Linked DNA regions of Homo sapiens: region 2 is linked to region 1. Evidence: read pairs that join two places in POLR2A ChIA-PET (ENCODE). Cell type or tissue: PC-3. All regions are shown on one strand. Each heading gives the region's core, and the rest is flanking DNA. Links, peaks and the distances in the headings are about the cores only. Region 1 has its middle 38 kb from the start of LLPH. Region 2 has its middle 1.7 kb from the start of MSRB3.

Region 1 (2,925 bases), core at 188-2,687:
CATTCTTTCTGTATTTTTTGGCATGGTTTCTACTTTAAGGAAGAGGTTTCTCTTCTGCTTTATTCACTCATTCGCTCATCCATCCATTCATTCATATCAGTGTGGATTCAAAATAAGTTGTAATCTACTACTATCATTACTTATTTTGATGTTCAAATTGTCCAATATTTGGACAGCAGGATCCCTTCTAAATAGAGTTTGAATCCATGTCTTTCAGAGCTGGATATTCTTTCCTTATACCATTTAGATTCCTATAAATAAAGAAAAAGTAAAGCAAAATTAGAAAAGCAATGAAGTAGGTGTACTGCCTGGCATAGATTCCTCAGGCTTTGAAATCACCGGTTCTTAATTCAAATCCTGGCTCTCTCTTGTCTTAGTTGAATGATACTGGGCAAGTTGTCTGGCTTGCTCTGCCCTCATTTACTTATTTTAAAGTGAAGGGGATAAGATTTATCCTAGTAGGTTGTAAGAATTACAAAAGATTATGTGCTGTGTTTAAAAGATATGACACAGTGCCTGGCACACAATTAGTATGCAGTAAGTGGTAGCTATTGCAAACTATTAATAATTATAAGCCACACTTTCCTCACCTCTAAAATAGGGACACAAATCTATCTCCCAGAATTGTTTAAAAGATTCAATGAAGCAGCATATGTAAAACCACTTAGCACATATAAGTACTCAAAAAATGTAACTATTATGATTAATATTATTATTCTCTGAGCTTCGGTTTCATTATCTATAAAAGGGCAACAATTTGCATGTCACTGACTTGTTGTGAAGATTAAATGAAATTACATGTGTAACACTCCCAGCCCAGTGACTGGCCTTTAGAAAGTACACCATAAATAGGAATTAATGTTATTGAAAAGCGGACTTAAGACATCTGGAGAAGTTTTACAGAGGCAAAATAGCGCTTCAACTAAAGAAAATCACTCTTGTACTTATGTGCATGTGTGTGTGGATGCGAGCATCCATATGAAAAGCCAATGCCTCTTGCTTATCTCTCTGAGTTTGAATCTCTTTTTTTCCTGGATCACTATGTGCTGCTCTGGGTTGAAGAGAAGGCATACTTAAAAGTAATTTGTTTGGTCAAGTGCAGTGATTTAGAGATGCACTCACATTCCCTAACCTCATTTTTATCCACTTGCCTCTAACGGGGATTCTAATCAGCCTCCCCACTGATTTACTTCACTTCCTGTAATAAAAGAGCACTCAGAATTGACATGAAAGCCAGGGAAGCAGTCACCAAGGGATCAGCACCTCAGCTGAAATGGATAGAAGGCTATTTTAATAGTAAAAGCAACAGATCAACATGAATGTTTGTAAGTTAATAAGTTCTGCATTTGTTTAAACTTTCTGTTTTCATTTCAAGCAAATAGCATTCAGTGGGTCTGGAGCCAAGCAGGTCCAACACCAAAATAACTTTCTCCTTCATAACTAGGGCTGGTAACTGGTCTCAAAAATAGGGAAATAGTGCTGGGAAAACCCCACTGACAGGTTGTCTCAGAGAGAGGTTCAAGTGGCTTGATGCCAGCCTGGTAACTACCCCATCTTACTCATTCATAGCAAATGTCAAAGACATTTCATAACCAAACATTTTATAAAAATGGCATAGTAAATTCAATGCTTTAAACACAGCCTGGGAGGTGCTGAGGCTCAAATAACAATGAATCAGAAACTTTTTTTTTTTTTCCCTGATGACATGGCATATGTTGACTATTTTTTCCCCTTCTGTGTTTTTTTTTAAATTTTTTCTCGTCTTTCTAAATTTTTATTTATTGATTTATTTATTTATTTTTGAGACAAAGTCTCACTCTGTCATCCAGGCTGGACTGTACTGGCATGATCTTGGCTCACTGCAACCTCCATCTCCCGGGTTCAAGCGATTCTCATGCCTCAGCCTCCTGAGTAGCTGGGACTACAGGCATGTGCCACCATGCCTGGCTAATTTTTATATTTTTAGTAGAGACCATGTTGGCCAGGCTGGTCTCGAAGTCCTGACCTCAAATGATCTGCCCGCCTTGGCCTCCCAAAGTGCTGGATGACAGGCATGAGCCAACGCCCTAGCCTTTTTTTTTTTTAACTTTATTTATTTATTTATTTTGGCAGGGTCTCACTCTGTCACCAAGGCTGGAGTGCAGTGGCACTCTACCTCCTGGGCTCAAGCAATCGTTCTGCCTAATTTTCTTATTTTTATTTTTATTTTTTTGGTAGAGACGAGGTCTCACTATGTTGCCCAGGCTGGTCGCGAACTCCTGGCCTCAACTGGTCCTCTTGTCTTGGCCTCCCAAAGTGCTGGGATTACAGGAGTAAGCCACCATGCCCAGCCACAAGATTCGGGAACTATTTTTTTTGGGGGAGCCAGGCACTGTGCTTAACATACTACATGGGAGCTAAATGATAAGAATTTGGCATGGTGCAGTAGCTCATGCCTGTAATGCCAGCACTTCGGGAGGCCAAGGCAGTTGGATCACCTGAGGTCAGGAGCTCAAGACCAGCCTGGCCAACATGGCAAAACCCCATCTGTACTAAAAATACAAAAATTAGCCAGGTGTGGTGGCACACGCCTGTAATCCCAGCCACTTGGGAGGCTGAGGCAGGAGAATCACTTGAGCCTGGGAGGCAGAGGTTACAGTGAGCTGAGATCACACCACTGCACTCCAGCCTGGGCGACAGAGCAAGATTCCATCTCAAAAAAAAAAAAAAAGAAAAAGAAAAAGAAAAAAAGAATCTATGAACACAAAGAAGGCAACAACATACCTAGAGTCTACTTGAGGTGAGGTGGGAGGGTGGGAGGAGGGAGAGGAGCAGAAAAGATAGCTATTGGATCCTGGGCTTAATACCTTGGTGATGAAATAATCTGCACGACAAACCCCTGTGACACGTATTTATGTAACAGACCTTCACGTGTATCCCCAAATG
Region 2 (2,925 bases), core at 152-2,651, 820 kb after region 1:
ACTCGGGACCCCAGAACACAGCCAAGCGCCCACCTGGCGTGTTCCACCTGAGACCGCTGAAGGAGTGGGAAACGGACAAACCAACACGAAGAGACCGGACAGCGAGCCAGGGACCTGTGGGAAGACGTGTCAGGGGTTGTTGAGAGCGTTGGTGGTGAGGGGATAAAAAGTTGTGGGAGAGTGAGGCAGGAGCAGGGCTGCCAGTTAGTTACTTGGCCATCCTATACATACAGAACGAGCACTCACTGTAATACGGAGAACCAGCCGCCTGCGTTCCAGGTGAGCGGGCCCTCTCTAGCAGAGGAGGGTGAGTGTGTGTGTGTTCTTGGCCAAAATTGCAAAGGTGCTCGTCCCAAACTTATATTTGAACACCATATATGGAGCCCAGGCAGGCTGGCTGAACAGTAGTTTTTCACAACAAAATGCTTAAGTTTACACCGGTCTTTCTCTCCACCTCCAATCTCTATTCATGTCCACCCCCCAACCCCCTCCACACACTTGTTTTGTATGTACCGTAGCTTGTCTAAAATGAAATGGTGTAATTCATTCAGAAGGTGCCACCTCTGATGAACAAAATGTCAGTCCTAGATGTTTAATTACAGGCCCAAGCCTGTAGTTGCCTAATTTTCCTTGGCACTGATAACTCCTTGGGTAATCAAGTCCAAATGACCCTTAGCTTTTCAAGACAACATAATTATGTCTTAATTACTATAATATATTTTTTCCCTCAAACTAATGGGACAGGACCTGGATATGTAGGGTATTAAGTAGTTACTTACGAACATTTTAAGATGCTAGATGATACAGAAATGATTTATTGATCCAAAATACTTAAGGGGTAAATGTCAAACAGATTTAGAGTGTGGATTATTTCAACGTGAACTAAAGTGATGGTAATTTGTACATCACACTATTTGTTTGAAAATGCTGTATTTGAAAATCAAGAACGTTGTTTCAAATCAAACTCAGTTCTGGCAAACTATTAAAACACATACACCAAAAAACAGTCCATTGCAAGTGGCTCCCCTCAAAACATCTGGTACTGAAAAACACCACATCCTGTGAATTACATATAGCAAATGGGCAAATGTCACCCTTAATGCATTGGCAATTATAATGGGACTAAGGGTAGATGACCCAGATAAAGTAATGGTGAATAAATTGTAATGCAATGAATAAAGGATTTAAATGACACATAACATGACTATTTAATTAGGTACCTAGAACCTAGGTAGTTGGAAATACTGAAGAAGCTCTTCAGTATTCCCTCCGTTTCCTCTTTTTTTATAGCCTTGTGTTACATAAGTGTCTGTTTTTCTACTTCCCCCACAACACTTTGCAAAGTTCTTTGCCCATAGTCCAAATGTTTGTTTAAAAACAAAAATAAAATGGGCACAGCCATTTGTAGAAAGGAATTTAGAAGCTCCCTAAGTGTAAAGCATGTTTCAAAGGATTGCAATAATTATGCCTATATTTAAAATATTTTAGTGAAGAACCTTACATACAAAAATATAGAATTATAAAAAATGCAATATCATTACAACCCAATTCATGTTAGTAAAAATAGAGAGTTCATTGTATCAACATAGCTGACATCACTGTCAGCAATGCCAACCACTATTCTAAAGGCTTGAATAAATATGCTAAGAGTGGCAGAAAAGAACTAAAGTTACTAAGTGCATGATAAGTGCCAGACACTGTGCTAGATGTTTTTTATAACTGATATCTCATTTAATTCTTACAAATATCTCTGAGATTATTTTTATCCCTATTTTACAGCTAAGGAGACTGAGGCATAGGTAAGTAATATGCTACCAGGAAGAAGTGAAGTAGTATTAGAATTAAATCCTCATTCTAAAGTGCATATATACTTTTACCATACTAATCTGTCTTATTTTCTCTACATTAAAAAAAAGTGGCATTCAAAAACTGTATTCATTGGGCGCTTTTGGTTTTAAGTAACTGGTATGCACTCAGGTTACCTCAAGTAACCAAGGTAAAGAATACATGTGGAAATAAGACCAGAGGCTTACCTGGCTTGTCAGATCATCCTTTGTAGGCATGGTGGGCGGGGCCTGTGCCTTTGAAAGCTAGGGGAATGGGAAAGGTACTACCCCCTTGACCACATTCCTATAAGTTTTGTAGTTTAACCATTGATATTTTAATCATGTATTTTACAATGCTTTTTAAATGTCTTCTTTATTATAGCCTTAATAACAATCATGTTACCATATTCCATTCAACATTGATTTTAAGGGTAAAGACCCAGAGGAGGTAGCTGCTTCTGCCTGCTTCCTACACCATCCCTCCCCCAACCCAGTGGTGTGCTGGTAAACATTTAACAACCAGATCTGGATGAAAGGGCTAGGGGCCCTGATCTACAGTATTAACCAATTCACATGGTACAAATACTCCCACCAACCAGATGTCTCTGAAGGCAGGGTTGGGAAGGGATCCACACAACCAGTTTTTGGGGCCGTAGAGCCAGCTCTGGCATACCACAGCTGCAACTCATGAAATGTCTTCAGAACACACAATAATTCAAGTTGTGTAACCACAGCTCTTTGTCTCTCTGCCTGTATTTCCACTTCTGTTCCCACAACCAGGTGCCAACTCTCTCCATATATCTCATAACCAAATGCCCCAGGGGGGAGAATCTGATTCTATCACCATTCTTATATTGAGTCTGTCTCACAAGCCACTGGCCGCCCCCGATCCAGGTGCTAGTTCTTCAGTTGTGGCTAAGATGGGAAGGTCACATGCCAACAGAACATGGCCACCCATCCTAAATAAACAGACTGTGTTGCTGTCTTTTTATAGGGCTGTGCTTGGGGCAGCCTCTTTCAAAAAGAATAGGTAAACATGAAAGGCATCTAAGCTGTAACCTGCCCAAGGTGCTATTCTCAGCTCTTTAATAAAATCTCC

What was found. Peaks named below come from ENCODE experiments on the same cell type or tissue, not always from the same donor. Only the 100,000 strongest peaks of a DNase experiment are listed, where the experiment ranks them.
Region 2: POLR2A ChIA-PET joins it to region 1 with 6 read pairs; 1 of 35 experiments calls an interaction of 5 or more read pairs at or near these places.

Annotation. Positions count from the first base shown.
Region 1 is chr12:66,091,330-66,094,254 of GRCh38, reverse strand. No RefSeq gene overlaps it. Among named protein-coding and RNA genes, the nearest start is that of LLPH, 38 kb to the left of the region's middle. In PC-3, for the core only: no CTCF peak of the experiment used is centred there; a DNase peak (open chromatin) is centred at 1,544; H3K27ac peaks cover 727 bases.
Region 2 is chr12:65,275,474-65,278,398 of GRCh38, reverse strand. No RefSeq gene overlaps it. Among named protein-coding and RNA genes, the nearest start is that of MSRB3, 1.7 kb to the left of the region's middle. In PC-3, for the core only: no CTCF peak of the experiment used is centred there; no DNase peak of the experiment used is centred there; H3K4me3 peaks cover 56 bases.